2 separate regions of the Homo sapiens genome follow, and region 1 is linked to region 2. Evidence: read pairs that join two places in POLR2A ChIA-PET (ENCODE). Cell type or tissue: MCF 10A. All regions are shown on one strand. Links, peaks and the distances in the headings refer to the core of each region. The heading gives the core; the rest is flanking DNA.

Region 1 (16,170 bases), core at 2,964-10,963, 130 kb after region 2:
GTTAATCAATGGTGCATTAATTAAATCACGTTCAATTGCAGCAGCTGAAGAAATGTGTCTAGAGAAAATAAACTTGCTTAAGACAACCAGCTTTTGGGTGAAGAGTGAGGGAGGACATTGGGCTCAACATCAATAGTCAATTAAAAAATAAGGCACATGATTTTGAGTGATTTTCCTTGGTTCCTGATGAATTTACAGGATGTTTTTGACACTGTTTAGTTGTTTTTTTTAGGAATTAATGCTGAGTTTGAGATGACTAAATAATTAGCTTCCATAAAACGTTCATGTGGAACAATTATGTGCAGAGATGTTTTCAAAGTACAGAAAATACTAATTTCCTGAAGTGAAATCTAAGAAATGTTACAACTGATGCTAACATACATGTGGAGAAGAAAAAGGCTTTTGGAAAATGTTCAAAGCTTGTGAACATGCAGTGTTTAAAGCCTGTGATTGTTCATTGTACTATCCTTCAGCAGGTACTTTGCAGAAAATAGTTGAATCTTTCATATGCATTGAACCAGTGGTGTCAATGGAGAACTTCATTCACTCTTGTGACTTAACTATGGCCAGTTTTGTGATTTTGTTAATCAGATCTAGAAGCTGAATATCCTTACTTGTTGTACAGTGCAGCAGTTTCATAGCTTAGCAGTTGTAAAGTTTTACTGTGATGTTTTGAGCTCAAGGCTAAGATTGGATTTGTTTTTTGTTTTGAATGAGAAGAATCACCCTCATTCACTATTTTTTTTTTCTTAAACTTTCATTTTAAGTTCTGGGGTACATGTGTAGGATGTGCAGGTTTGTGACACAGGTAAACCTGTGCCATGGTGGTTTGCTGCACAGATCAACCCATCACCTAGGTATTAAGCCCAGCATCCATTAGCTATTCTTCTTTATGCTCTCCCTTCCCCCACCCACAAGGCGCCAGTGTGTGTGGTGCTCCCTGCCATGTGTCCATGTGTTCTCATTGTTCAGCTCCCACTTATAAGTGAGAACATGTGATGTTTGGTTTTCTGTTCCTGCATTAGTTTGCTAAGGATAACAGCTTCCAGCCCTATCTATGTCCCTGCAAAGGACATGATGTCATTCCTTTTTCTGGCTGCATAGTATTCCATGGTATATATGCACCACATTTTCTTTATCCAATCTATCATTGATGGGCATTTGGGTTGATTACATGTCTTTGCTATTGTGAATAGTGTCTGATGAACACATGTGTGCAAGTATCTTTATAATAGAATGATTATATTCCTTTGGGTATATACCTAATAATGAGATTGCTGAGTCAAATGGTATTCCTGCCTCTAGATCTTTGAGGAATTGCCACACTGTCTTCCACAATGCTTGAACTAATTTACACTTCCACCAACAGTGTAAAAGTGTTCCTTTTTTTCTGCAACCTCACCAGCATCTGTTGTTTCTGGACTTTTTAATAATCGCCATTCTGACTGGCATGAGATGGTATCTCATTGTGGTTCTGACTTACATTTCTCTAATGATAGTGATGTTGAGTTTTTTTTCATATGTTTCTTGGCTACATTCATTCACTATTTTTGCACACTAAATCGCTTTGGAAGTTAGCTTATGTGGCAGACTTAATAGTATTTCTTAATAAATTCAATCTAAAATTGCAAGGCAGAACAGTGCTTAAATGTGAAACTTATACAGTGGTAAAGTTATTTCAAAGACAACTAACATTGGTTGAGTAACAAGCAATGTTAGAGTGTTTTATATATTTCTTGTGCTGTCAAAAGTTAAAATAAAAAGTGGGGCCGGGCACGGTGGCTCACACCTGTAATCCCAGCACTTTGGGAGGCTGAGGTGGGTGGATCTTGAAGTCAAGAGATCAAGACCATCCTGGCCAACATGGTGAAACCCCATCTCTAGTAAAAATACAAAAATTAGCTGGGTCTGGTAGCGCGTGCCTGTAGTCTCAGCTACTTGGGAGGCTGAGGCAGAAGAGTCGCTTGAACCTGGGAGGTGGAGGTTGCAGTGAGCCGAGATTGTGCCACTGCACTCCAGCCTGGTGATAGAGTGAGACTCCATCTCAAAAATTAAATTAAATTAAATTAAAAAACAATAAAAAAATTAACAATAAAAAGTAGAATTTTTAAGGCTAGGCGTGGTGGCTCACACCTGTAATCCCAGCACTTTGGGAGGCCGAGGTGGGTGGATCACAAGGTCAGGAGATCGAGACCATCCTGGCTAACATGGTGAAACCCCGTCTCTACTAAAAAACAAAACAAAACAAAAAAAAGTGAAATTTTTATTCCACAGAAATTTTAGCTAATATATTTTTTGAGCTCAAATTATAGTTCCAGCAGTGTTTCTTGGACATCAATGCAAATGCAAAGCAAATTTCCATATTTCAAAATTCATTGCATTGTAATTAAAGAGCTTTCCCCCAACCTTCAATTGGAAGTGATTTGTCTTTAGTGTAATGACATGTTGTAAGGCAAATATCAAGTGATGAATCTTGTAGAGTTCTAGAAAGACCTTCAAAGTGATAAATATGCTCAAGTAAAATCAAATGTTTGTGGATATCAGTATTTGGCAGTATCTATCTGTGTGAAAAGACATTTAAAAAAATGGACTATGCGTTACTTATCAACATTAGCAGATGAACATTTGCAATAGATTTTGATAATAGGAGTTTGAGACCAGCCTGGACAACGTGGTGAAACCCTGTCTCTACTAAAAATACAAAAAATTAGGTTGCAGTGAGCTGAGATGGCGCCACTGCACTCCAGCCTGGGCAACAAGAGCAAATCTCTGTCTCAAAAAAAAAAAAAAAAAAAGATAATAGGGACAATGGCTTTGAACCCCAATTAGATGATATGTTACCCTCCCACCCCCCCAAAAACAGAATTCAATTTTTCTCATTGGTAGACCTGTATTACAAAAACATTGTATTCAATTATTATTATATTTTGGATTTTGCCAATAAAAATTGTGGAAATTTGTTTTCTCTCATCATATATAAGTACTTTTGTAATATCTTTGGTTCACAAATACTTAAAATCTTTACTATCTGGCTCTTTACAGAAAAAGTTTGCCTGCTCTGATTTATCAGAACAACAAACAAGCAGACAGACAATAACTCAAAGATTCCATTTTTTTATAGTTCACTTCTTGTCAGGAAATATATCCTTGAATCCCAGTTAAATCCTTAGTCTTGTGGTTTTAGTGATTTCTTTTTGTACTGCCATGCCATCCGTGAAAAGCAAGGTCATCACGCCATTGTGGAAATCAGTTTTAATTTGCTCTGAGTCAGTTCTATGTAACATAATAATGAAATAATGAAACCCTTTATTTGCAATAAAGATTTAGTTTCCTGAATGGGTCAAGCTGGTTCTTGATTTATGGGAACCATCTCCTCTAAAGTAGGGATGGGAAGGGTGGAGGTTGAGGATATCCGTTGTGCTTGAAGTGGTTGTGGATGGTAGTGAGTTCAGAGTCCCTTGAGCTACTGGGAGCAATGGAGTGAAGAGAACAAGAGGGAAGCCTCCCAGTGCCAGGAAGGAAGACAGGGCTCTGTGCAGGGATCAGGCATGGCCAGGACTTGGCTCAGTCCTCTTCCTGGGCCAGAGCTGCCAGTCTCTCTCTCTCTCTCTCTCTCTCTCTGCATTCCACTCCCTCCTCTTCCTATGTTCTTTTGCAAGTTTGTGTTCAGGAAGGGGAGAATAAAGAAGAGTAGCTCAGTTTAGGCCTGCCATATGGTGTGACTAAATGGTGAGCTATCTGAAGACAGAGACTTGACCTTACATTGCTTTGCATTCCCACTTATGTCTAAAAATAATAATCACAATAATGCTACATCCATAGTACTTTACATTTTACAAAACACTCTCATATTTAGTATTTCATTTGACCCTGTGAGGTACATGTGAGTTTTATAGATGAAGTTCAGAGAAGCTAAGTAATTAATCAAGATCGCATAGTCAGTATAATGCAGAGCTAGGACTTGAATCCAAAACTTCTACCTCCCAATCTGGTGCCCATTCCCCCTGCCTAGCACTATGCTGGACATAGATAGCTTCTGAGCCCTTGTTGGTTGATTGATTGGAGGACATCTAAGACTTTACTGCTCAAATGCTATTGTGCCAAAAGCCCTACCATTATATCTGCACATTGCTTTGTTGAGGCACCCTCTTTCAAAATATGGATTGACATATTAAGGCATTAACACTTTTAAAGTGAGTTCTTTTCTTTGCTTGCTTGCACCCAGAACAAGAATGTGAACTTTAGGAGTTTTGCTAGTAGAGAGAATAAGGCTTCTGAAAAGGTTAACAAGGTTGGCTGTCAGATTTTTCCTCTTTCACAGTTTTTCCTGGGGTCTTGCAAGACTTATATCACATGAAAACTTGTCCTTTTGTTCTCCTGGAGCATGGGAGAAACGAACTTGGAATCTTCCAGGTAATCTCAGTAACCGGTCTGCTGGCTGAACCTCTTGCAAGATGCAGGCCCACCTTGTCCTGCTCCTGCAGGGTGGCATCCGGCCTCTGCATGACCATTCAGTCTGATGGGAGACTGAATAAACTGTCCCACCCTGGGACAATTCTAGCCATGGGGTATATTCATCTGCTTGGAGCTACAATCTGCCTGGGACTTTTGCTTCTTGGTTCCCATTCTGCCTTCTAGAACAATGTAAATCAAGTCTCATGAATGCTTTCTCTGTGTGACATCAGGAAACAATAGGCCAGTCTCTTTCTTACACATCCTCATCTCAGTCTCTATAGCCTCTGTCATTTCAATCCTTTCTCACATAAGATCTCAAGAACATTCCCAATCCTGGCTGCCATCTCTGTATATGCTATAGCTTCTCAAATCCTCTCATAAAACATGGTACTCAGAACTGACTGGTACTCATTTGTTCATATGTTCATTTATTCAACATATATTTATGGAGCTTACTGCATCCCAAACCCTGGGCCAATTTCTATACAAGATCAGATTCAATTCCCGACTGTGGTGCTTAATTTAAGAATCAAATCATCACATGCAAAAATAATTACAAACTGTGATACATCCTGTGAAGAAGAAATGCAGCACATTTTTTTTGGGAGCTTCTTAACATTAGAAGTCAGCATTAAAGGAGAGCCTAGTGCTTCTGGCCTATGGAGACAGAACCCAGAGCTGCAGAAGCCCTAGAGGAGATTTAGGATGGCAAGTCCTGGGCTTTCAAGAGGGACCTAAGCACACTTTTTGACAACTCACTTCCAAAAAGTGAGGAGTTCCAGGTATTTTCAGATCTGGTGGATTATACCAGAGTCATTCTCTCACCTGTGGTCTCTCTGTCTCACCTCCTTTTCTTCTTATCTGTTGGGAAAGACACAGGGAGAGACAGGCCAAAGTTGCACAAGAAGTCTTGGGAAAGGTTTTGGAAGAGTTTTGAGCCATGGCTCCCTAGGTTCAGCCAGTTCTGGGGAATGCTATGTTTCGGAAAGCCTTTGTTTTTGTAGACATCAAGTGCTGATTCTCAGCAGAGGCAGGGCTACATCCCCTCTAATGTCTTTCCTTTGCCAGGATGGGCAAAGGCTGGCTCAGTCATCCCAGGCTGGCCTTCTGGCTATGCCTCCAAGCTCTGGATGTCCCCTCTGGCTGGGTGAATGGCAAAGGTCAGTGTGGCTCTTCCTGCTGGCCCTGGTGCAGCAACTGTCCTGGGTACAGGCTGGATGGCACATGCCACAGTGAAGTGAGGCCCTGCTCTGTAGAAACCTAGCCTCCTTCCCTTGTCTCATAAGTGACAAGAGACCATTCAATAGCTGCTATTGTTGCTACTCTTGTTTCTCTATTAACATCATTGCTGTCATTACTGCACACTGACTATTCTAATCACTAATAAGAGGAGTTTTATTTTACCCAGAAGCCTGATAGCTTACCCAGGTCAGAAATAGTCAGAGGCATTATAAAAGGGCTTGTCCTGATTGCTCTGCCTGTGGAGTAGTCATCGTTTTATTCCTTTACTTTCCTAAAGAACTTGTGTTCACTTTAAAAAAACAAGAAACAAACAAGGGATTGTCCTGAAGACTAAGGACCCCTCGAGTGACACAGCCAGAGCCAGTGACAGGGTTCTGACCTTCTAGAAAACGAGGCACATTGGGATGATAAGGCTGAATGGTCTCCATCATAGACTTAAATGGAGTTTAATCCCCATCCATGTGGTGGACCAGGGAGGAAGGGGCCCACTCCCAATATTCTCTTTTGCTCTAGGCACTAAAGACCAGGATTTGGAGTGTGACCTCATTATTAAAAGGCAAGGAGTATATAAGGCCCAAAGAACTTGAGATCTGGGCCAACAAAAAAAGAGGCAAAAAGTCTGGAAGAGAACACAAGAATAGGAGTCCTCTTTGAGGCTAATCTGAAGTCACACATTATGAAGGTGACTTGTTTTCCCTGCTTGCTTTACCGAAAACCTTCCAAGAAGTAATTTCTCCAGCTATGCTTTGGGGACAGTTGAATGAGTCTATAGTGCCTCCTTGAGGAAGCACCTGGAAACAACCACCCTGAAATGAAATCAGTGTAGATTCATCTGTAGGCTTGGAAATTATAGTAAGTGATAAGCACTTGTTAACATGTTGTTGGGGGATGTTGGGGTAACAAGGACTAACAAAAAAGTCACCACGCTGTTTTTCAAAAAGGAGAGTGAAACATGTTTATTTCCCTTAGCAGTATTCAGGGAAAGGACATTCTGGTTCTTTAATTTAAAATATCTCTGAAAGTGAAAAATTCTCTGTCCTGACCCTCTGTTCCCCTGTAAACTTCTGATACATGGTGTAGACATCTGCGTGATCTTGTGCATTATGACAGGCACATCACAGTGTCCCGGACGGATGATGAGGCCCAGTGTCTATTACATGTGAATATTGGTGTCTGGCTTGCCAGGGGATGCTGAGTGTGGCTAGTGTGAGTCAGCATCCTGGAGCCCTGAGTCCCCTGGGTGAACCCATGGGCTGGCTCCTCAGCAATCAGCTTACCAGTGGAATAAACTCAGGTCAGATTATTCCACTGAAATGGCAGCTAGTTTGTATGCTAGCTTTGCAGCTTTCTGGGTGAACCAACTCTAGCTTCAAGTTGCTACAAGTTCACTGTTACATTTGGCATTGTGTTAAGGAATCAGGCACCACTGAGTACTTGTAAGAGGAATGTTGTAATAAGTGTCAGAAAAACTGGGCTCACATCCCAGTCCTTTCACTGATCAGCCATATATTGTTGGGCAGATCACTTTACCTCTATATTTTCTAGTTTTCTCAAATACACAACAGCTAGGGGTGGGAAGAAAAAAAGAGGACATCGTTCCCATTCAAGTCTAACAATCTTGGCACTAAGGTGCCTTGGGCATGGTCTTGGCAGTGCCTTGGGAGTCAAAGGAGATTACCCATTTCTCCATACTAATCACAGGCTCATGGAGTTGCTCTGGAATTTGGCATTTCCAGTGTGTTTTGCTCTAGGCCCTTCCCCTGTGGTCTTCATTTTATGCCAAGTTTCATCTCCTACCATTATGACCAAAAGTGTAAATAAAAACGTATAGTTGCTCACCAGTTCCTAAAGAGACCCCTTTGCAGAGGTGTCTGAGATTTTTATTTCTCAGATCAGGGCCTAAGCTATGAAGGAAGTGAGTGGGAAGAGCCCCTATGTTAGAGACAAGGTGACAAAATAGCTGGCGAAGCTATTACCAGAGTAATTGGACCCGCAGGCTGGGTAGATTTGTGTTTGGTTGCTTTTTAGTTGTGACCTGGCATAGAAGGCAGTTCAGCACCTTGCTCAGAGCTGATACTCAGTGAAGATGTGTTGAACTGAGACCAGGGCAGCAGAATTGGCAAGATCATGTGCTCCCAGGGCATAAACCTACTTCAGGGTTGTATGTTTGTGTCTCCCCCAATGGTGGTGAAGCTGCTGTACTGTCATTGAACTGTGTATGGAGTAGGCACTTAATGGCTTCTAAAGTGGGCCTGGGGCCTGATGGTGTTCTGACTGCCTTCTATAGGAAGTGTAGGCTCCTAGGCTTTTTGACTGGACTGGCCTGAAAGTGGCAAGGTGGGAGGCAGGCTCCTATGGAACAAGATGGGACTGGTCCTGTCCTGGGAGGCTTGGTGCAAAGGACAATGGAAGCCAGCGTCTGGGAGGCCAGTGACTTATTGAATGATGTACACCAATAAGACCAGACAGAGGTACAGGAAGAATCTTCTCCAAGAGTCCTCACTGGTGCAGAGTGCTTTAGCACAGATGACTCCAGATGCCATTGCCTTTGAGCTGTCCTTGAGCTCATCTCGGGAACTCCTTTAGGAGGACTCTGAGTCTTAGGTATGAAGCTCTGTTTTTGTTCATTCAATGCAGGGAGATGGAAAAAAAGAGGAAACATGGGAACGATGGAGATGGGAGGGAAAGGGGAAGTAAGAGGAGAGAGCAAAAGGGGCAAAGAGGGGAGCAGAGAGATGGGGAGAGAGAGAGAAAGGTGGAGGGAAAGCAAGGGGAAGAGAAGAGATGAGAAGGGGATCTGATGACACCCTAGGGCAGCTATAGAGTCAGGGGAGGTCCAGGCTATGGAGGTTTCTGTACCCATGTCTCCCTTTGCTTTCTTAGTTTTGTTCAGCCTGAGCCTCATCCCAAGATCCAGGGTCCTGTGCCATGGATTATACCACCCATGTGTGTCTACACCCAGAGCCCGTATTGCCACTGAGGAGACAGACATATGCCATTTTTCAAAGTAGGAGCTCCTTAGGGTAGGGGGCAATGATCTAACATGAACATAAAATCCCACATACAGAATCCACACAAGCCTCTCAAATTTGTCACCACTGGGGCAAATTCAACAAGCATTCACTGTGTAAGCTGCCATGTGTAGTGCTGGGAGGAAAGCCAGAGTTCCTCCCTCAAGGAACTTATGATTTAGTGGTGGTGGGGTAGTGTGCCCTTGTGTAAGCAAGAGAAATACATAGGTGTAGTGCAAGTGTGAACATTCTTTGTGTCTAATGATGGACTCCATGCTATAAGTACTCAGTGTTTACCAAGAAGAAAGATGCATATAGTTACCTCTAGGTTTGTTAACAGCTAGATCTAAGACAGGGAAGAGAGGATGTTTGCATTTGGGATCCCTGCTCTGCACTGAATGCTGCCCAAACTACTTCTGTGCTCACCAGGAGAGGACCATTAAAGGCAAAGGGAAGAAATACATCTGGGCTTGCTGGTCTAAGCTGAGAATTTCAGGGCTGACATCTGAAGGCAGAGCCAAGAAAAACTTCTAAGCAGTGAAAAACGCCAAACCCTGGGCTTGAGCTTCAGGGAGACTGAGGGGCAATTTAAATCTCTTTTCTGGTGGAGTAGAGGATCCTTTTATGGTTGGGATGGCTCGTGTTATCCTTCAAGGAGGCAGAGGTATGATGGTATGTCAGGTTCCTCCTGGGCCTGATTCTTTCTTTGAAATTTGCTTCTTCTATCCCTGAGGCACTTTGGAGTTGAGACTGAATAATAACCAGCCACACAAACCTGGGTTCTACCACAGAGTTCATCGTTAACAAACCGCGTGCCCTTGGGCTGGTAACTTCTTTCTCAGTTAAAGTACCCATCTGTTGACTTAGGAGCCAGAGGGTGTGTGAGTGTCTGTAGACACCTGGTGGCAGTTTGGAGGAATTACGTTCAGTATCATCAGGGAGCAAATCCCTGTGCATGCTGTTCAGGAGTGTCCCAAGTGCCCAAAAGAGCTTCCTGGGTTTGGAAGCTGAACTAGTCAATCTGATATCAGTTTGAGGAGCTCATCCTGGGAAAAGAGTCCTGTTTTTAAAGTCATGTTTGTCCAGAAATTCGTCCTTGTTACTGGCCCAAATGTTTACATTTGATTTAATTTTACCATTCCCACGGCCTCTGCAATCAATTTCCTTTCTTGGTTCTATAGATTTTATTCTAGAGGCAAAGTCCTGGGGGATTTAGGAGTAACACAGTGTCTTACACACAATAGAAGTTTTATGGTGCTTACCAAGTGTCTTTCAAGTTCTTACTATTATCCCCATCTTGTAGATGGAAAAATTAGGGCACAGAGAGGTTAAACAACCTACCCAAGGCCACACAGCTAGTCAGGGACATCAGCAGGATTTGCACCCAGACAATTTAACTCCATAATCTCTACTTTTAACTTTCTTAACAACTGTTGACGGATGAACAGACGGGTGTAATTTGAGAGGCCCTGAAAAAGGTCTTACTCCAAAATATACTTTCCACTGAGGTAGTATAGTTATATAATGTCTACCATAAAGCACTGCCCTTTTTCTGTTTCTTATAGTGCTTTTTAAAGTATAAATAGCCTATGAAGGGTTATATTAGCCCTTTAGTGTGAATTTATTCATTAGATGTTTTATATTGTCTTGTTTAATAAGTGCTAGAAAGGGCTAGAAGGAATTACTGTGTTCTGCAAAGGGATCTCAGTAAACGGAACTGTTTTATTTCTTTGCCCTTGTTCTGAACTGTACTGAAAAATAGAAAGAAAATGTGGTGCTCAAAATGTCATCTTTTTTATTGATAGTGATTAAGTAAGACATTAGTAGCGCTAGGTCTGCTAGCTGGGGCTTGCTCATACTAGAACTGAGAATTAGGCTAACTTACCCACCTAATCATGACAGGCCTGGGCATCCTTGCCTAAGAGTAAGTCCCTATTATGCCATAGGGATCTCTGCAGTTCCCAAGTAGAAGCAGAGTAGAGCTAAGCCAATTATTCTTACAAAATTTACCAACCAGTTAAGTCCTTCTACCATCTCAGGGGCAAGGAGAAGAAAGGAGTGAAAAGAGGCCAGGAGTGGGGAAAAGGCGCTCACCTCTAGTAGAGACCTTAGACATCACCTAATCAAGCCTTCTCATCATACAGATACAATGGAATTCCAGAGAAGGGAAGGGACTTTGATAAACTAAGGTTGCGAGCTGTGAAGGGGTTGAGTCACGACACTGGATATGCTGATTTGGCTGCCAAGCTCCTTCAACATTCCACCACAATGCCCTTTTCCAGGAAGAGTGAGCAGTGGGAGTGCTTTAGAACCTGGCATCCAAGGGACCTGGTGGGAAGGGGGAGTGAAGAAGTAAAGCTACAGCAATATGCCCAGTGAATAGGTCCTAGGGTGAGCCCTCAGCACTTTGGATACTGGAGTCAAGCCCTCTTTCTTCTGCTGTCCTCCTTGAAGCTCCACTCAGTGTCAGAGAGGGAAGACTATTTAAGATCACCCACCATATTAGTAGGATTTCTCAGAAACAGAACCAACAGCATGTGTATTTATAGAAAGAGATTTATTACAAGGAATTGGCTGATGTGAATATGGAAGCTGGAGAGTCTAAAATCTGCAGTGTAGGACAGCAGGCTAGAAACTTGGGAGAGCTGATTATACACAATCCTAAGGCAGTCTGCTGGAGAATTTTCTCTTGCTCAGGGATGCTAGTCTTTTTGTTCTATTCAGGCCTTGAACTGATTGGATGAGGCCCACCCCATTAGGGAGGGCAATCTGCTTTACCCAAAGTTTACTGATTTAAATGTTAATCCCATCTAAAAATATCCTCTGAAATGTGAAAGGGAAGTTCACTATGCCAAAAGAAAAAAATTAAGCAGAAGGTAAGTCATGCAAGCAACGGCCTTTCCTTTTGTTCCTAGGCCCATAGCTACTGATAAAAGATTAAATATCTCCACTCTATGTTCACCCTACCTTGTGTAAAGCACCGATTTACTGAGCATGAGACGGAAACATAATTGACTATTCCCTTACCTTCTTCTCCTTTTATCTTGCAATATGTGGATTTAGTAATGTGACCCTACCCTCCCTATTTCTTCTCCACCCTGCTTTCACCCTTTAAATATTGAAGTCCTAAAAAATTATCATTGGGGAAAGCACAGACCTGTTTCTGGAGTGGTCCTTAACCTTGGCAAAATAAACTTCTAAGGTGATTTGAGACCCGTCTCAGATAATTTTTGGTTTACAAAATTCACACATAAAATTAACTACCACACCCGTTTTTTCCCTTGATTGACTCTGTGAGACTGAGTTTTCTCCTTTAGTCATCTGAGTACCACCTTCAAGATTTTTGCAATATCTGTGTATATATAATAATAATATTCTTATTTATTTATTTAGAGACAGAGTCTCGCTCTGTTGCCCAGGCTAGAGTGCAGTGGCGCGATCTCGGCTCACTGCAACCTCTGCCTCCAAGGTTCAGGAGATTCTCCTGCCTCAGCCTCCTTAGTAGCTGGGATTACAGGTGCGTGCCACTATGCCCGGCTAATTTTTGTATTTTTGGTAGAGACGGGGTTTCACCATGTTGGCCAGGCTGGTCTTGAACTGCTGACCTCATGTGATCCACCCACCTCGGCCTCCCAAAGTGCTGGGATTAGAGGCATGAGCCACAATGCCCGGCCTAATATTTTTGAACCAATGTTAACTACTCACTTAAGAATTTAGCCTTACACTAATATTTGAGATAACCGGTTTGTTGGGCTGGTTTTAGTATTTTCTAACACAAATAAGAATAAATACTCAAACATTCTTAAAAAGTGCATGTAGCACTTAAGACTATCTTGGTACTCCATTTGGGAAACCATGTAGCCAAGGCTGTTGGGGCGAACCAAGGTGGTGGGAGTCCGACGGGCCAGCAGGGGGCGCACTTGCAGGTCACCTGAAGTCCTTATTTACGGGATAAGGTGGAGGCTGAGGAAAGTCTTTCAGAGGCCGGACGCTGGCACTGGACGGAGTAGGGAACCCTAGCCGTTATCCCACCAAAGGGTCCCAGCGCCTAGAGGGGCTGCGGAAAGCTCCTACAATACGAGGAGCCCTTGGAGCCCAGAGCGGGATCCTGCGAGCCGAGGCCCCGTTCTCTGTTAGGATCACGGGGACTGCCCCAGGCAGCTGCTGGGCCCGGTCGCGGACCTCGGCCAGAACATCCTCCCAGAACACAGAGGAATCTGACATCAGTGGCCTCCCTTGGTAGAGGTGGGGAGCCGAGGGGCGGCAGTGTGGAAGGGCCATCGGCCTAGGTCTTTCGTATCCCCTCCGGCCTCTCGGGGCTGTGCGTTCGGAAACAGCGAAAGGAACGGCCTCAGGAATCTGGCCTCAGCCGGAGCACTGGTGAACACAGGCTCCCGTCGCGCCAAGGGAAGTAGGAAAAGCTGCTTCCGGGCGGAGGGGCTGCACTTCCGGGGCCCGCGTCCCCCGGCGGCTTCGCCGAGAAGGGGCTTTGGGAGCTTAAGGGCGCCGGCACGCGTTCCCCTGGCGCAGAGCTCGCTAGCCGGGGCGCGGGCTGCCTCCTTGTTCTGGTGTGATCCGAATGTAACGGAGCGGACTTTGGGATCCAGAACCCCGGACTGAGGTTGTGCTTGGCTTGAGGGGCGGGCTGGTAGGTCAGCCCCCTTGGGGCGTCGTTGGTCCTCTCCAGGCGTGTCACATTCTGCCCGCACATGGTGCCTTGGTACTCCCCAAAAGTCATGCCTTGATTTTTCTTACTAATAATAGTTTACACTGTTTTACCGCTTCACTGCTTCACGTAAGTAAAGTAATTATTTCAAAAGGAAATGTTGGTCATTTATAAAATGGTGGTAAAGATGGTACAGCGGATTAATGTGAGGATTAAATGAGATGATACATGAAAGTGCTTAAAACAGTACAGGGTACTTACCGTTATTATTGTTAAGTAGAAAGTGAGTTCTGGGAAACAGTGGGTGTATGGTCCTTCACAGCAGGTTTTGGAAACGTCTGATTTCCAGCCTACCCTCCTTCCTCCTGTTGCCGTCTGTTGCCTGATTGTTCTCACTGGCTGAAAGGAGATAATCCCTGCCACTCCATTCATCACTGAAAATTCTTGTCAGTTTGGTTGCTTAGGTACCTACTAAGAGTTGCCAGCAGGTGGCCCCAGAGCACGCGGTTATGTTTGTCTTTTTGGGTCCCATGTTTAATTAGTAATTTAGTAGGGACGTATTGAATACTTATTCCACACTATGGTACACTGTACCAGGGGATATAGGGATGCCTGAGGGTGTGGGAGGCCGACCCTGGTCTCAGGGAGAATATAAATGATTTATTATTCTGGTCTTTCACAAGATTTTGGCCTTTTTAAAGATCGATTCATGTATTCATTCAACAAATATTTATTGGATGTTTACTCTGTTCCAGTTTCCACTCAGAGATGTGAAGTATATCAATGAATAGAATAGACAAAGATCTTTGCCTTCATAGAGATCACATTCTAGCACACAACAATAAAGATAATAAATTATGTAAAATGTTAGAAGTGTTATGAAAAAGAAAAAATGTAGACCAGTGTTTGTGTGTGTGGGTAGGGTTGGTGGGATGGGCAGGTTGCAGTATGAAATAGAGTGGTTAGTATTAAATAGGCTTCATTAGGAAGGCAAGATTGAGCAAAGATTCAAAAGATGTGAGGAAATTAGTCAGATCTGGCGGGAAGTGTGTTCTAGATATGAAAAAATTGGAGTTATTACATTTACTCCTTTAAAGATGAGGTAATTGAGGTTCAGATAAGTAAAGTAACTTGTTTAGGGTCTCATAAGAGGTTTCTAACAAAACTGGTCTGGTTTCATGTCCTCATTTCCAGTCGTGTTCATTCACCAGATCACATTACCACTTGGTGTTTTTAGGGTGATGGAGACTTCACAATACATAACTTGCTTAAATCATGACTAAGGTTATCTTGGCATACTTCCCATCATTGGGTAATACCAAATTCTCTGTGATCTTTCTTTTTTTACATAATCAGTAAATATTTATTTTGCTAACTGGTGTGGAGGATAGAAATGAGGCATAAAGCCTGTCTCCTGCCCGTAAGGGACAAATAATCTATACATAACCATTTTGGCCTTCATCTCTTTTTCATCTACTTTCCCCATTTCCCCCAAGACAAGCCCACTGATAATCTGTACCTACAGCTTAGAATTAGGTCAGGTCCTTAAACTTGGTCACCCATTCTTGGTTTGTAGGTTCCAGAATTTCACTGGATTCCTTTTGCTGACAGTTGTTGTGCCTCTGGTTATCCCCCAAGTCTCTACTCCCTTTATCCTGTGTTGAACTTGTCTATGAGACTGAGCTTATGCTATGCTTTTCACTCCTCAATTAGATATCCCATCTGGATCCTTAGTTCCCCTCTAGAACTGCCTCCTTGTCTCTTGTAGTCTCAGTTGTTGATCTTTCCACTTGAGTGGAGACTTTGCATTGCTCCTATTTGGGAGTTGTGCCCCTTGTTCGCTGTGCTTGCTCCCCTTGAGCTGCCTCTCTGAGCCTGAGTCAGTTCTCTTCACCTCTGGCCCAGGGAACTCTGGACATGTGCCACACCCCTTTCCCTTCATGCCTACACTTGCTGGGAGGATATTGTGGTGCCTTGTGTTAAAAGTCCTGGGTTATGGCATATGTGAAACAGCCGCGAAGGACAGAAGACTATTTTTACGTAATTAATTGCCTGGGAACTAGTTGTTTAAAGGAGAAGGGTGTTCGGTAAGCCTGAGTGGGTAAGAATGAGGAAGGTGGAACTTGAGCCTGGTCTTGAGGGATGGGTAGAATTAACAGGTGTAGGGGAGAGAACAGGGTTGGGGGTGAACTTGTTATGTTGTGAGCCAGTAAGGAGATTAGCCTAAGTGGAATGGAGAAGATGTGTTTGGGAGTGGTGGTGGGAAGAGGATAGATAGGCAGGGCTGGATTGGAGCAGAGCCTGGAGCATCAGCTTGAGAAGTTTGCATTACAACATCATAAATTATTTTTAAATATTTTATGGTTCTTGGGAAGCTGGCATGAAGGCACAATGACAATGTGTCATTAAGATCTGTATATCTACCTGCCTATCTTTGATCATCTCAAATTTGCTTTGTCCCTGAATGCCCCATATGAAAGAGGTTCCCTTGGTTATTTTTTCACAGCATTGTGTTCCTTACTTATTTACTTTTTCAGTTTTTTCTAGTGTGCCCTAGAATGAATGTTGCCAGGAGGCAAGGACTTGTTCTGCCTCCTTGTTGAATGCCCAGAATGTACAACAGTTTCAGATACACATTCAATGCTTTAAAAATATTTGTTGAATGAATGAATGCCCTGAGCTAAGTTTATTTCTTTAAACCTGATCTATTCTACCTTCTGAATTCTTGAATTCTGTTAGTGCTAACACCATCCATTTGGTCTGCTAAGTTGGATACTTGGAGTCAATTTTGATGAA
Region 2 (16,170 bases), core at 3,369-11,368:
CTCATAGCTCCTTGTATCATAATCCCATCATACTCTACTGTCATTTTATGTTTACTTAATCATCTTCCTCACTGGATTCCAAGATGCTTGAGGGCAGAGATGGTGCACTGTTCACTCCAGTATTTCCAACATTCACTCATTCATTCAGCAGATATATAAGAAGAATCTTCATGTGTGCAGAGCTATCTAAGCATGGAGGCTGTAGTGGTTAACAAGACAGATGAAGTCTCTGTTCAGATGCTGCTCGACCAGCTCAACTTAGGTGAATAAACAATATTTATAGAGCAAGTGGAGGAAGATGATCCAACATAGAAGAAAGAAGAGAGATGATCAGGGAAGCAGGAGGAGGCTTCTCTGGTGTCATCAAAGCTCATGAAGAGAGACTTCCAAGATACAGGGAGTGGTCAACAAGGTGAAAGACTTCAGCGAGGCAGAGTATGGTGGAGGCTGAGATGTGTCCACCTGATTGGCAATCATATCCTTGGATACCTTTGCCAGAGCAGTTTTAGTGTGGTGGTAGGAAGAAACACAGATGGCAGTGGACTGAGGAAGAGAGATGAAGAGTAGAGATGGGGTTATGGATTACTCATTTGATCAAATTGAATATGAAGAAAAGGAGAAAGTGGCAGCCAGAGGGGATCTAGGATTAAGGGTATATTTAAAAATATACAGTTTTACAAGCTGTGGAGAAGGAGTTATCAGAATGAGAAGTCAAAGATTCCAGGTTGAAAGAATGTGAACAATGAAACAAGACCCCAGAGGAGCCGTGGGTGACTGGAATTACTTCAGAGAGGTGGAGAAGGAGAAGAGTGGGAGGGAGGCTGTAGATAGCTTGTAGGTTTGGGCTGTACAGGGTTATCCTTTCCCATGGCCTTTTTGATGCTATGAGGCAGGAAGTAAGGCATCTGTGAGCATAGGCATTGGGTAGGGGGCACAGAGGGCATAGGCATTGGGTAGGGGACTTGAGGAGGTCCTGTGGTCTCAGAGGAAATGGAAAGAGGAGCTGAACCAGAATGGCTGAGTGGTGTGAAAGTTTAGGGACCTATCATTTTGTGGTGACTTCAATCCACATGGTTGTGTGATTGTGTGGCTGTATGGCTTCTTCCAGGTGTGCTTCGAAGTTTAGTCATCAGATCCAAGAGAACGGGCTGTGGAATGAATTTAGGGTTAGGTGTGTGTGTATGGGTGTAAACAAAGGATAAAGGGGTGAAGGAGTTGAGGGCATGGGTGAGAAAGGAATTCACTTGATTGGCACTGCATGCTGGACAAAGAAGGAAGGAGCAAGGACACAGAAGGTGGATGGTGGGAAGGCTCCACAAAATCAAGGAGCAAGGTAAGTGGAAAAGAGGGATGGAGAGAGCTGGCATGTAAGAAGTTATTGGTATAGTCTAATTTTTCAGTGAGTTTAACATGTTGTAGGCAGAGCCTTTATAAATGATGACAAAATCTAAGCATGATGAGTGCTAAACTGATTCCAGTTTAAGTGGAGTGGACATGAAGGAGGTTAACAAGCTGTGAGGGGCTGGGTGCGCTGGCTCATGCCTGTAATCCCTGCACTTTGGGAGGCCGAGGTGGACAGATCGCTTGAGCCCAGTAGTTCAAGACCAGTCTGGGCAACGTGGCGAGACCTCTTCTCTACAAAAATTAAAAAAATTAGTCAGATGTGGTGGAGTGTGCCTGCAGTCCCAGCTCCTCAGGAGGCTGAGGTGGGAGGATTACTTGAGCAGTGGAGGTCGAGGCTGCAGAGAGCTTTGATTGTGCCACTGTACCCGGGCAACAGAGGGAAACCCTGTCTGGAAAAACAAAACAAAATAAAAACTTATGACTTAATATTAAATAACTTGTTGCTTCAAGAATTGTTTGGCTCTTTGTATTGTTTTTCTTTTTCTGGACAGAGGGGGAATCTCAAGATATTTCCAAGGGTATTATATGCATATTCACTTATATATTCATTTTTTTTTTGAGACGGAGTCTCGCTCTGTTGCCCAGGCTGGAGTATATATTCATTTTTATTCAACAAGTATTTGTTAAGTACCACATCCTGGTCTGAAGATATGAAGATTTCAAAAAGTCATGATTCTTGCCTTTAAGGATTCCCAGATCTAATTTGATGAACAAAACAGGGATGGGATGGGATCCTTCCAGAAACTGCTTGAGCCCTCTGCACCAGGAGGTGTGCACCTGGTCTCTAGGGTGAGCCTATTTCTATTTAGGTCCTGGGATAGAAGGTTTACCCCTTGGAGAACGGTAAGGGGAGATACTTAGGTTTCTCTTACAACCTACAGCTGCTGCCTGGAGCACTGAGGCCACATTTGTAAGATTAAGAAATAACCCCAGAGTCCCTGAGGCCACACTAGCGTAAATGGAAATGCTGGACAAGGAATCTAAAGGCCTGAGTTTGAGTTCCAGTTTTCTCCCCTAGTAGATAAGCTGTTTTCTAATGGCCTCAGTTTTCTCAGGTGTAAGACGGGGAGAATTAAGGAAATAATGAATATAAAAGGGCTCTTTCAATGGTATAGTGTTATACAAATGTTAATTACTACTCGCAGTATTGCCGTGTGGATTAAAAGAAAGGGTGCCTTGTAAATTGCACTTTGCAAATGTGGAGGGTCATTATTGTTATCCCTTCAAGCGCCTCTCACTTCCTGTTGCCTCTGCTCTAATTCCTGGCCCTCAGCTCTCTCAGGTGTTCTGTGGGATGGCATCTTGGAGCAGCCGAGTCCCTGTGATTGCTGATGGGAGTTAACTGTTTGCTTTCTGCCATTGTCAGCACACATTTACATTTCTCTTCATTTTCTTCTAGACATCTTTCATGCTGATGGTTGGAAGTCATTAAAGTATTCCCTTATAGTTTTTTTAGGTCTTCACTGTAGTTAGGGAGACCTGAGAAATTTTCTCTTTCACAATGACCCACAGCAAATTGTCACATATATGCTAAATTTCTACTCTGAGGAAGCCACACCATGTCAGATCCATGTTCAATCCATTGTGATCTGAATGTGTCATCAAAATATTCTCAGTGGATCTGTATTGCTTAATTTTTTTGTCCAAATTCTTCATCTTGGAATTCAAACTCCTTCGTGGCCTAATTCCAGCTATTTTTTCATTATTTCCTTTCATTCACTGTGAACTCTAGTGAAGTGGAACTTTTCACTGTTTCCTGTAGGCAGGGTTGATTTTTTTAGCCGGTTCTCACTAGTAAGAACTGGTGCCACACGCTGGTTGTTAAAATATTGAAATTCTTCTCTATCACTTGCTAAATAGCCTCTTGCTTAAACCCCTGAGTGCCACCCACCTGAAGCTCCAGCCACTCCAGTCCCTCTCCTGGTCCACCCAATTCCCATAACCAGGTAACATAAGGGTTAATGCATGGCTTGACAGAGGGTCTCTAGGACTTTCTTCAGCCTTGCAGACTGGTAACTGTTCTAATTGGCCAGTGCTGGGTCACATTTTGAATATCTTCCAGCCTTTAGGAATCTCACAGTTTCCCATATATTGGTTTTTGTTCTTGTGATTCCTTCCTTCCATCTGGAATGTTCTCCCCATCTTCTTATATCCAAATTCTAGCTCTATGAAGACTCAACTCAAAAAGCATCTTCTCGTGGGGCTTTCAGTCATCTCTTCCAACTAAAAACATCTGTCTCTTCATTGATATCCTTCATTGATACATAGCACTGTATCTGTACTTTTCTTTTGATGTGTAATACAGTGAATCTTGAATTATAGCCTTTTTTTTTTTTTCTGTTAGGCTGTCAGCTCATTAACGACAGGCTCCAGCATCTCCATCCTACCTTTTGTTAGTGGCACCACCCACCTTCTAGAGGGCATTTAACGACCTTCTTCTTATTCATACTTTGGGTGTAGGGCAAGGACATGATGGGTTAGTACCAGGCATGAGGACTTTCATGTGACAAATGAAGAATTCAAAGGTTCTTGTGGTCTTTTTAGATGGTTTATCATTTTTGTGCGATAAGACTTCCTCTAGTTTCACCTTTCCCTGGCTCCCATACCTCACCTCCTGCTCTTGGAAGGCCTGAGGATGGGCAGGTTAGCTCAGCAATGTTAAGAATGTTAGGAAGAAACTGGGTAAGTTAAGGAGATTTTGGATGAAAGGGATAGAAACTTGACTCAAATAGGGTTCAGTATTCATAAAATTATTATTTATTTTCTCCATAAAAGTAGGTCCCAGGACAGAGCAGTCTCCAGGGCTGATTGATTCAGCATCTTAGTGATGTCATCAGGGACAAGGCTCTTCAGTCTTTTTATCCCGTGATCCACATTTCCCTTGTAATCATAGGATGGCCACCAGAAGCAGGTGGCACATAAGGAGCATGTATTTCCTTGTTCAAGTGGGAGAAACTTCTTTTTCTCAAAAACCCTGAGCAAGCTTCTCTTGAGTCTCACTGCCCAAAACTGTTCAGTCCTGCCTAGCCCTGAACCAATTGTTGGCCAAAGGGATGAAATTACCTTAATTAGCTAAGATGAATTGTTTGGGGTGGGAGCTTGGTAGATTGTATTTTCCCCAAATGGGCAAAACAATATCTGCCTCCCACACGCTCTTACAAAGTGACCTTCACACTCTTTCTATCAAAAGGTAGGTTCTATATTTTTCCCCCTTGAACCTAGGTAGGCTTGTGACTGTTTCAGAAATAATGCTACATGATTTCTCAGACTTGATGTTAAAAGGTGAGATGATGTCTCCCTGGTTCTCCCTTGGGACACTCACTCATGGAAGCCATCCACCATGCTGTGAGGAAGCTCAAGTAGAAGAGAATCAAGAGCCAGCACCAAAGTGACAGCCACATGAGTGAGCTATCTTGGAAGTGGATCCTCCAGCCTCAGGGGAGCTAGTCCAGCTGATGCCATGTGATGCCAGGTATAGCATTTTTAATCTTTTATACCATATTTTTACTGTACCTTTCTATGTTTAGATACACAAATACCTACCATTGTGTTATAATTGCCTACAGTATTCAGTACAGTCACATGCTGCACAGCTTTGGAGCCTAGGAGCCACAGACTATACTATATAGCCTGGGCGTGTAGTAGGCTATACTATTTAGGTTTCTATGATGTTTCCACAATGACAAAATTTCTCAGAAAGTGTCTCTGTTGTTAAAAGACTGTTGTTTTGTTTGAGTATGTACACAGTATGGAGTCACACTGTATACACTCATCTGCCACTTGCTTTGTTTTCACTTAGTGATCTGTATACCAGTGCATATCTTTCTACTTTCTTCTTCTTCCTTTTTTTTTTTTTGAGACGGAGTATCGCTCTGGAGTATCGCGCTGGAGTGTAGTGGCATGATCTCAGCTCACTGCAACCTCCACTTCCCGGGTTCAAGCGATTCTCCTGCCTCAGACTGCTGAGTAGCTTGGACTACAGGCGTGTGTCACCACGCCCAGCTTATTTTCTTTGTATTTTTAATAGAGACAGAGTTTCACCACGTTGGCCAGGATGGTCTCGATCTCCTGGCCTTGTGATCCGTCCGCCTCAGCCTCCCAAAGTGCTGGGATTACAGGCGGGAGCCACTGTGCTCAGCCTCTACCTTCTTAACGACTACATAGTATTCTATAATACAGGTGGAATATCAAATATCTAATAGTAGGTTTTTTTTTTTTTTGAGGTGGGGTCTCACTCTCTCACCTAGGCTGGAGTGCAGTGGCACGATCTCGGGTCACTGCAACCTCTGCCTCCTAGGCTCAAGTGATCCTCCCATCTCAGCCTACGAGTAGCTGAGACCATAGGTGTGTGCCACAATACCTGGCTAATTTTTTGTATTTTTAGTAGAGACAGGGTTTCCCCATGTTGTCCAGGCTGGTCTCAAATTCCTGAGCTCAAGTGATCCGCCCGCCTCAGCCTCTTAAAGTGCTGGGATTACAGGTGTGAGCCACTGCACCCAGCCAAATAGTGGGTTCTTGATGAAAGACAATTAGATGGCATCATTTTTTCCCTAATCAATGATCCAGAAATCCTGTGTATGTCTGGGCATATCTGAGGAAAAACCCCTGAAAGTAGGCAGAATCAATGGTGTCCAGATTATGAACATTGAAAATGTTGACAGCTATCGCGAAATTGCCCCTCAAGGGTTAGTAATTTTTGATAGGGAAAGCCAGTTACCTCCCAAGTTTGTGAGTCAGCAAGAGACACAAAACATCAAAGCCAGGGCATTGAATGTTGTGGCAAGAGGCGGTTCTGGAGCTGTTGGCTTTGGAGGGGTCTCTGTTCTGGGGCTGGCTCCTTGTGCCTCATTTCCCAGCTGAGCCCATGGAACTCTCTCGCTCCAATCCGAGTCTCTGGGGCCTGGTAAAATTCCCCTCTGTGTTTAGTCACCTCTTGATTGGGAGCCAAAGCAGAAAACCAGTCAGCCCCACGAGCAGGAATTACCTGTTTCTCATCAACTCCACTTGCCAGAACGGTCTGTGACTTTCCAGTTACTTTTCAGGGCCTCTCCTTGTGTTTTGGTGGGTGTGTCTAGAGGAAGAGAGGAAAGCAAATGCCCTTCTAGAGCAAGTTGCCTTTTAAACGGCAAACTTGAAACAAATAAAGCAGGTTGAAGATCACAGTGTGTGCTGCTGGGCCTGTGGGGGCGCTGGGCAGCAGAAAGGCACACTCTGCCTGCAGCCTCGGGATCTGGTCGCCTGTGTGGGAGTAGGGAGGAGTCCTGACGTACCCTCTCTAAGACTGGCTGCTCTGCACCTCCCTCCAAGCCAGGCTGGCCAGTAAAGAAATCTAGCTGTGGACAGGAAACGAGTGGTTTTTGTGATCTGAGCAGAAAGGGCGTTTTAGGCCTGGAGCAGAGTGGAGGCCCTGAGCCACGGCCCAGGAAGTGACTCACCCACCCTGATGTCTGAGTTGCTGCTTCCTTTATCTTGCAGGAGGGCGTGGCGGTGGGTCCCTGGGCTGTGCCTGTGACTGGAGTGGCTAGAGGCTGCTGGCTCCTGGGTCTCAGTCAGGGTCCAGCCCCGGTCTCAGTCCTGCTACCTCAGCAGCCAGAACTCTGATTTAGAGATATGAACACCGCCTGTTACAGATATTTGGGGGAGATAGAAATGCCAGAAAACCCAGTCCCAGGAGCTGCTAGAGGGAAATACTGTTGTGGTGCCTCATTCCCTCCACCCACCTTCATTGCCCCACAATGCCCGAGGGTGGCAGTTCTGGTGACTTCACCAGCTGGTGGCAGGGGGAGGGAGGAGCTGGCTGGAGTTGCCATGGAGCGGCAGAGCCTGGTGGGCAGGGTGGGGCAGTGCCTCACAAAGGCCACCGAATTCTTAATCTCTTTCAGGTTTACTCAACTAATAAGTAACTTGTAGAGTTACAGGAATCATGTGAGGCCTTAACCCTCAGAATACCAGGAAAAATAATCACCTTTTACCATTTAGGTCCAATGGACGCTTTTAATTATCTATCTGTATCTGTCTATTTATCTATCATCTATCTTTTGATTCATCTTGTAAATAACTTGTAGAAGTAAGAATAGTAAAAAAAAAAACAAAAAAAAAACTGTATTAGAAATAATAGGCTGGGTGTGGTGGCTCACGCCTGTAATCCCAGAAATTTGGGATGCTGAAGTGGGTATATCACTTGAGGTCAGGAGTTCAAGACCAGCCTGGCCAACATGGTGAAATCCCAGCTCTACTAAAAATACAAAAATTAGGTAGGCATGGTGGTACACGTCTGTAATCCCAGCTACTCAGGAGGCAGAGGCAGGAGAATCGCTTGAACTTAGAAGGTGGAGGTTGCAGTGTGCTGAGGTCACGCCACTGCATTCCAGCCTGGAAGACAGAGCAAGACTCCATCTCAAAAAAAAAAAAAAAAAAAAAAAAACCAAAGAAAGAAAATAAAAAAAGAAATAATAAGAATTTAGATATAGCAAACCCAAATTTTTACTCCATATTTTCCTAGATTTGAAGCTACACACATATTTGCTTATTTTGTGTGTGTGTGTGTGTGTGTGTGTATTTTGATGCAGTTAACTGCTCATCAACTGTCATGCATGAACCTGGCACATATCCATTTTGTAAATAGCTGACTCCAGATTTCAAATACACCTGTAATAGGTTCTAGTTCAGCATTGCTTCTGTTTCTTCTTGCATCTGCGTTGTTCAAATGCAATACTTTAAAAAACTTTGATGGCTTATAATTTTGTTAAAGAGATGATGACCACCTTCTTTGTTCCATAATTGCGAAATATTTCATTTGTGGATTTACAAATATTAATTAAAATGGCCGATCCAGTGAATGCTTTTATGTCTGTGTTATCTATTTTTTTCTAATCACCCTGTTACACACACCTGTCTTTAGCATTAGTCCACTTATAAACTGTTATCAAGCAAATTTTAGTGCATAAACATTATAAGAGATGAAGAATAATATCATACCTTTTTAGCCAAATGGGATGATTCAGGTTCTTGCAAAATATTCTGTGATGCAGTTCTTCCTGTTGCACAACTAAACATGAGAACAGATTTTGGTTTTTACTGTTATGTGAGATCATGAAGCCTCAGCAACACGTTGTAATATAAGGAAAAATAAAGTGCTGCAGTAAACGGAAAACAATAACAACAACAGCGGTAAAACAAAGTCTCGCTCCCGTGGACATTACAATATGCACATGTACTTGTGTACATGTTGCAAAAATGTAGAAAATGTAGATAGAAAAAAAAAATAAAGCACCGACAATTTTATTATGCAGGTTAATTTTCCAGCTACGTTCTTCCTGACTTGCATTCTATGTGCATATAAACATTCAGATTTTACTCTAAAGTGGGATAAGACTTGATTATTTTAACATAACTATTTGTTATAAATACCTTTTTATGTCATTAAATATTCTTCTGTCTTGTCATTTTTAATGGTTTCATGGTGTAATTGGAATCTATTTTATCAGAGTGTTAAATTGACCAAGAGCATCCCGTACCTCACTGTGCAAGTGTCAACATTAAAAAATATCATGCTTGTTTAGGGTAGTGGTTGTCAAACTTTAGTGTGCACAAGTCTCACCTTGGGAGCTTGTTAACAGTTCAGGTCCCTGGACACCACACTCAGAGACTCTGATTCAGGAGGTCAAGAGTCTGCATGTTAATAATTCTCACTAACCAACAGGGGATTATGAGGGAGGTGGTCACCAGAGCCCATGGTGAGGCTCTTTGGTATGACTGATAGAATAGTACTTTATAGGGTCACAACTCCCTGCTCCACTTCATGGGGGCTTTGGGAGTTAGAGCCCCCTCAGGGTAAGGTGGTTTTAGCTACACTAGGCCTTTAGAGAATGGATCAGAGGGTTGAGCTTCAGTTGGTATAGGGGACTACTGGAGTCAGAGCTGGGGAAAATACCACACCAGATCAAAGAGGCAGAAATGTGTTTGGAACAAGGAGATCAAACTGAGGGCCAACAGACAGGAGGAACTGGAATAGGATGAAAGCAGGGAGGAAGGTCCCAGCCATATCTGTCAATTAGTATCAGCAGTGCTGTTGAGTGCTTGATCCATGGGCAGGTCAGTTTTGGCTTAAAGGTGTCAAGTCAAAGGGGGATGAGAGTTTGCAAAAGCCCATGCTATATATCACCCATGTGTGATCCAGAGATTCTCTGGCTCTCAAGAGTAAATAAATTAATGTGAATCATCCCCACACTAAATCCATGCCAATAGAAGTTCCAAGTCCTTCTGGGTGATCTCAGTGGGTCCCCAGGGTTCACATTCTCACGGCTGTCTCCTTCCAGTGAGGTCTATCTGCCTGCTTGACATGGGTAATTAAGCCTCTTCTCTTAGATTCCCACCAAAAAAAAACCATGCAAATATGTATGTATGTGTGTGTGTTAAAGACTTGGGAGTCTTGGGCAGGGTCACATCACACCTCACACAGCCTTCCACCACCTGTGGACTCCTCCTTATTTTTTTTCCTCCCCTGTCCAGCAACCCAGATTCCTCTCTTCCCATGACTAGCAGTTTATCAGTCATCTTTCACTGCTTGTGTGAGTCCTCTGGGTGTCACCCTCCACCCTGAACTCATGTCAAGACATTTTTCTGGGCAGTCCTACTCTGTAAGAAGAGACAGTTTGTTATTATAGTAACATTTCCTCCTTTCTTAAGCACACGCCTGAGCCTGTGCCTGTGGCAGGGGAGGGGTGGGGAGGGGCATTCATTCTTGGCTCGTGGGTTCCCGCTCAGCAAAGGCTGGAGTTGGTAGCCCATTCTCAGTCTACAATCTTGGTCGCTAGCAAATGAACTGCCAACTGTCGGCTCTGCACAACTCCATTAATGGAAGGTCAAATTATTTTTACAGCTTTTTTGAGATGGGGGTCTCGCTTTGTTTCTCAGCCTGAAGTGCAGCGGCACGATAATGGCTCACTGCAAACTTGACCTCCTGGACTCAAGCGATTCCACCACTTCCTGAGTAGCTGAGACTACAGGTGTGCACCACCATGCCTGGCTAATTTATTATTATTATTATTTGTAGAGATGAGATCTTACTATGTTGCCCAAGCTGGTCTTGAATTCCTGGGCTCAAGTGATTCTCCCACTTCAGCCTCTCAAAGTGTTGGGATTACAAGTGTGAGGCACCACGCCCAGCCTATTCTTACAGTTTCTCTCTTGGTCTTTCTGTTTTTTTTTTCAGCAGGATGGCTGGCAGGACTCCTCTGGGTAGCGATTTTTGAAATAGTTGCTCACCAAAGCTAGCTATAATATAGAATCATTGATGCTGAAATAAACATGTAGCAGACACTGCACTCCTATCCAGATTTCACAGATGAAAGCCATATTCTAATACCCATTTATTCATATGTTTTACCATTTCTGAAATCCAGGCGTGTCTTAAAATTGAAGTGTTCATTTAACGTAATAGTCACCCCCTGCCCTCAACTGCTTCTTTTTAATTGATGATGCCTCTTACAATTTTACAATCTAACAATGCAGTAGGAACACCACCCTGTATCCCCAAAGGAACTGAGTTCGGGGATTGTGCAGCATTCTTTGCCTTAAAATCTAAGTTACAGATGAACATGAGAATGACAGAATCTCCTGTCTATTTGAAATTCCAAGAAGCGGCTAGGTGTGGTGGCTCATGTCTGTAATCCCAACACTTTAGGAGGCCAAGGCAAGAGGATCGCCTGAGCCTAGGAACTCAAGACCAGCCTGGCCAACGCAGTGAGATCCTGCCTCAATTAAAAAAAAAATAAAGAAATTCCAAGACCTTGTGTTTTCCCCTCACCATCAGTCCAGGCCAGGGCGGTGAAGTGAGGTTTCTTCTCCACTCCCTGTTGCCTAATGCGGGGTCTACATGAGACATTGCAGTCAGTCACCACCAGGTGGCGCACAAGCCATGAAAAAGAAGTTCTGAGGGCCGCACATCTTCAACACCGGGTTCTTTCCGGATGGCTACTAATGAGGAATTGAGTGGCTACTTACATGGCAGGTGAGCTGGCTGGGCCTGGTGAAGACAGATTTCGTGGAGCATCTGGGAAAAGGTTTGCATAGCACGGACAGGGACAGAAGTTAGGATACATTAGCTAGAGTAACGATATCTACGGAACGAATGCTTGCAACTCTCCTGCAATACAGGAGAGAACAAGATCGCACCTGAAGTGATCTTGTGTTTTAGAAACTCCTGGCCAGGGGTGGTGGTGGGTGACAGTGGTCCCAGCTACTCGGGAGGCTGAGGTGTGAGAATTCCTTGAGCCCTGGTGGAGGCTGCAGTGAGCCTAGAGAGCACCACTACTCTCCAGCCTGGGCGACAGAGCAAGACCCTGTTTCAAAAACCAAACTAAACCAACCCCAAACCCCCAGAAACTCCTTCAACGAGTTGAGGTTTAATGTCATTCCCTCAGCTTCTACAGAAGATTATTGCAATGACGGACATAGAATAGATTCTTATTCTTGGGTTCTGTTCAATGCAGGTTGATATATTTTACTCCGTTGTCACACATGTAACTTGGAGGAGACTTAAAAAGTCTGAAGCTGGGCTTGTCCTCAGATGGAGGCATGAGAGGGCTGGGTGAGGGGGGAATAAAGCTGCCATCCAGTGTGGTTTCAAGTCTCAGGGCGACTCGGGTGTTTTTCTCCTCAGGATTCAGCATGTTCCTCACTGCTCCGTCTCTCGGCAGATGGCCTTGTTTGCTCTACCACAGGGAAGACAGCTGTTAGGCGCCGACTCCTCCAGCTCTTCCCTGCCCCTGCGCAGCACATTTATCCAACCTTGTCCGCACCTTCGCCATCTGCACTCCCTCTCCCACTGCAGAGGGGACCTGCTCCTCCCCGGGGCCTTGGACCCCACGCCCTCCCACCTAGCTCCTCATTCTTCATTCGTCAATGATCCTCTTGGTTTCCTGCATCTTCCGCTTTCTGCTCTGTATTGCATTCTTCTCACCAAATAGCCCTAAGCCAGCCCGCCAGCCTTCCCCCTACCCTGACTCTGTTTAGCTGTGTGGGGTCTCCCGCTTCTTTTCCAGCCAAGCTTCTGCAAAGAGTGAGCCTCCAGATTTGGAAATATTTCCTTCATTAAATACTAAATTCTCACAGCTGGACTTGGATATGTTTCTGGCCTTTTAATTGTTCCACTGACTTTTCCTCTCGTTCCTATTACCACCGGTATCACAGTATGTTAATGACTTTAGCTTAGGATACTTTTAATATACAATAGGATGAGCCCTTTTATTGACACCTTTCCCCAAATTGTCCCGACTACTCTTGCCTATGTAGTCTTCCTGATAAATTTTAGAATCATTTTTATACAGTTCCAAACACTTCATTTCTATACAGTTCCTGTTCAAGGTATAGACCAATAAGGGGATAACTGATATCCTTATGATGGTGAATTCTCCCATCAAAGAAGAAGGTGGCTCTGTGAACAGAACAAGGAAACATAAATCAGGTTTCCTTTATGTTCTTCAAACCAGTTTTATATCAGAGGCACATTTCACATTAATTACTCCTAAGGGCATATTATATTGTTGTTGTTACTATTGTGATAAGCAGAATCTTTCCCTGATATTAGTTATTAGGTTTTTATGGATATATAAGAAAGTTACTTTTCTGAGGGAAGTTTGTTCTATAACTACCTGTTACTAAACTTTGTGGATCTCATACCTTTTCAGTCAATTCTCTTAGATGCCCTAGGTAGAAATACTGGTGTCTTAAACAATGACCATTTTGCCTCTTCCTTTCTAATTTGTGTACCTAATTTATTTCTTTTCTGTTCTTTCAGCATTAGTGAAAAATCCTGTGGATACGGAGCATATCCTTGTTCTTATATTACATCCTCAGACAGGCTTTCTCTTATCCCCTTTTCCAGTCTGAATTTTGTTCTCCTTGTTTTTCTGTTTTATAGTGCCCACTCTTTTCCTGCATAACTCTTATAGTTTATAATCTTAATGGCAATCCTCACTAGTCTGTGAGCTGCAAAGCTGTTTCTTTCATCATTGTGTATCCTGTGCCCTGCCATTGTCTGCCACATGGTAGGTGCTGCATAAATATTTGTGGAATGAAGGAAATTTCTTAATTTTAAAATTAGTGCTATGTTTTACCATTGTTGATTTTAGGTAGAGTTCTCTTTTCATAATTTTATTTATTTATTTTTGAGACAGGGTCTCACTCTGTTGCCCAGGCTAGAGTGCAGTGGTGCGACCATGGCTCACTGCAGCCTCGACCTTCCCAGGCTCAGGTAATCTTCCCACCTCAGCCTCCTGAGTAGCTAGAACCACAGGTTCGTGCCAGCATGCCCAGCTAAATTTTGTACTTTTTGTAGAGACAGATTTCCACCATGTTGCCCAGGTTGTTCTCAAACTCCTGGGCTCAAGCCATCTGCTTGCTTTGGCCTCGCAAAGTGTTAGGATTAGAGGTGTGAGCTGCCACACCTGGTGCTTTCATAATTTTAAATTAAAACATATAACGTGTTTTTAAAATTCCATGTCTCCATAGAGATAATTGCACAGGCTTTCTCCTCTGCTAAGTTCAGAATGAGTTGCATGAATGGGTTTCTTTTAGAGAACTGGGGTTTTCTGAAATGAACCATATGTGGTAGCATGGAGTGTTTGCTCATGGAATCCAAGTGAAAAGAAAAACTGCTCTTGGGTATTTTGTTCAGGGGTTTTCATCTATCTTTATATGTAGGACTGATCTATAGTTTTGGGGAGCTTTGGAATTTTGATGTTAGGGCTGTGCTACCTTTGGAAAAAACTGTAAATCTTTCTTGACATTTGTATTCTTTGATGTGGTTTAAATAGTGTAGGAATGATTTGTTCCGTGGATGTTTGAAAACATTCACCTGTGAAACTGTCTTGCTTAAAGGGTAAGAGGGTAGTTATTTGACAATTTTTTAAAATTGGTTATGATTATACTTCTTTTGAATTAATTTTTCTAAAAAAATCATCCATTTCCCCCCAGACTTTTTCTTTCCTTGTGTTTGTTCTATCTTTCTAAGAATAATTTTTACAAGTCTATTCTTCTGTACCTATAGCTAAATGTTTTTGGTATCTATGTGTCTATCTGTAGATATATAGACATCTATCTATGTATCTATCTATGTATCTATGTATCTATCTATCTATCTGTCTATCTATCATCTATATCTACCTACTTATCTATCTAACTAGCTAGTCTTTTCCTCTTTGTTAATTATTTCAATTGTTTATTAAATGTCTTGAGTTCTTTGGCTTGTTCATCGATTCCATGGCTATTCTGTGTTTTAGTCCATTGCCTTAACGACTTGGCCACAATATCTTGTTTTCTAGTTCTTGAATTTCTACTTAAAAAAAATCTTCTTTTTCCTGCTTTTCTTTTAAACAAATTTTATTGAAGTATAATTGGCATATTAAAAACACACATATTTAATGTGTACATCTTGATGAGTTTGGACATATGCATACACCGTGATTACCATCACCACAACCACACTGAACATATCCATCACCTCCAAAAATTTCCTTGCTTTCTTTTGTGTTTTATTTTTGGTAAGAACACTTAACATGAGAAATGTTCTTTTAATGTATTTTAAAGTGTACAATACCATATTGTTCACTATAAGTACTATATTTTACCTAGATCTGTAGAACTTACTTATCTTGCATAACAGAGACTTCATACACATTGAAAATAATTCCTCATTTTTTCCTCTTCCCAGCCCCTGGCAACCGTCATTCTATTCTCTGCCTCTGTGAGTTTGATTATTTTAGATACTTCAGATAGGTGGAATCACACAGTATTTGTAATGTTCTCTAGCTGTATCCATGTTGTTGCAAATGGCAGGATTTCCTTCTTTTCTTATTTATTTATATAGAGACAGGGTCTTCCTATGTTGCCCAGGCTGGTCTCAGATTCTTGGCCTCAAGTGATCCTCCTGCCTCAGCCTCCCAAATTGCTGGGATTACAGGTGTGAGCCACTGAGCCCAGCCAGATTTCCTTCTTTCCAAAAGCTAACTAATACTCCATTTTCCTGCTTTTCTTAGGTCTGTTTTGTGTCTTAGTTTTCTAACTTATTGAATTGAATACTTAGTTTATTCCTTATTTACTCCCTCTTGTTTAGTAAATAAAGTGTTTAAGGCTGCAGCTCTAGACTTTAATATTTAGTGACTTTTAATTGTTATTTAAAAAATGCAGTCTTTTTTGCAGTTTTGCTTTCTTTTTAAACTTGAGTTATTTAGGAGTGTTTTAAAAATTTCAAGTATTTTTGATATATTCATCTATTATTAATTTCTAGTTTTATTGCATTATTATCAAACATGTTACTTGCATTATGTATGCTTTTGGAATTAAAAAAATTGTTGTTGTTTGTTTTTGAGATGAAGTCTTGCTCCACTACTTAGGCTGGCATTCAGTGGTGTGATCTTGGCTAATTTTTGTATTTTTAATAGGGACGGGGTTTTACTATGTTGGCCAGGCTGGTCTCAAACTCCTGGCCTCAAGTGATCTGCCCACCTCAGCCTCCCAAAGTGCTGGGATTACAGGCGTGTGCCACCATGCCCGGCATGCTTTTTGGAATTTATTGAAGTTTTAATTGTGTCATGATCAGTTTTTAGAATCTTTCATGCTACTTAAAAATATGTGTGTTTTCTAAAGTGAATAGAGTTCATATATATTACATAAAAATATTTAAAAAGATATTAGCTAACATATATTTAGAGTTATCTTTCTGTATGGTAGGCATTGTATGAAGCATTTAATGCATTATCTCAG

The links. ChIA-PET counts read pairs that join two places held together with the same protein. Peaks named below come from ENCODE experiments on the same cell type or tissue, not always from the same donor. Only the 100,000 strongest peaks of a DNase experiment are listed, where the experiment ranks them.
Region 1: POLR2A ChIA-PET joins it to region 2 with 71 read pairs; 14 of 35 experiments call an interaction of 5 or more read pairs at or near these places.

What each region holds. Positions count from the first base shown.
Region 1 is chr1:152,176,153-152,192,322 of GRCh38, forward strand. CCDST (cervical cancer associated DHX9 suppressive transcript) reads left to right here and starts at 13,151. Exons shown (of 8, transcript NR_186765.1): 1 at 13,151-13,329. In MCF 10A, for the core only: CTCF peaks have their summits at 6,471 (motif pointing left) and 9,603; DNase peaks (open chromatin) are centred at 6,469, 7,039 and 9,599.
Region 2 is chr1:152,041,434-152,057,603 of GRCh38, forward strand. LOC101927949 (a long non-coding RNA gene) reads right to left here and starts at 8,454. Exons shown (of 4, transcript XR_922147.2): 1 at 8,383-8,454; 2 at 6,840-7,001; 3 at 6,389-6,475; 4 at 5,856-6,304. RefSeq lists enhancers at 6,089-7,288, 6,661-6,980, 8,167-8,728, 11,109-11,665, 11,218-11,267. In MCF 10A, for the core only: CTCF peaks have their summits at 6,583 and 11,307 (motif pointing right); DNase peaks (open chromatin) are centred at 6,378, 6,748, 7,148, 11,318 and 4 weaker places.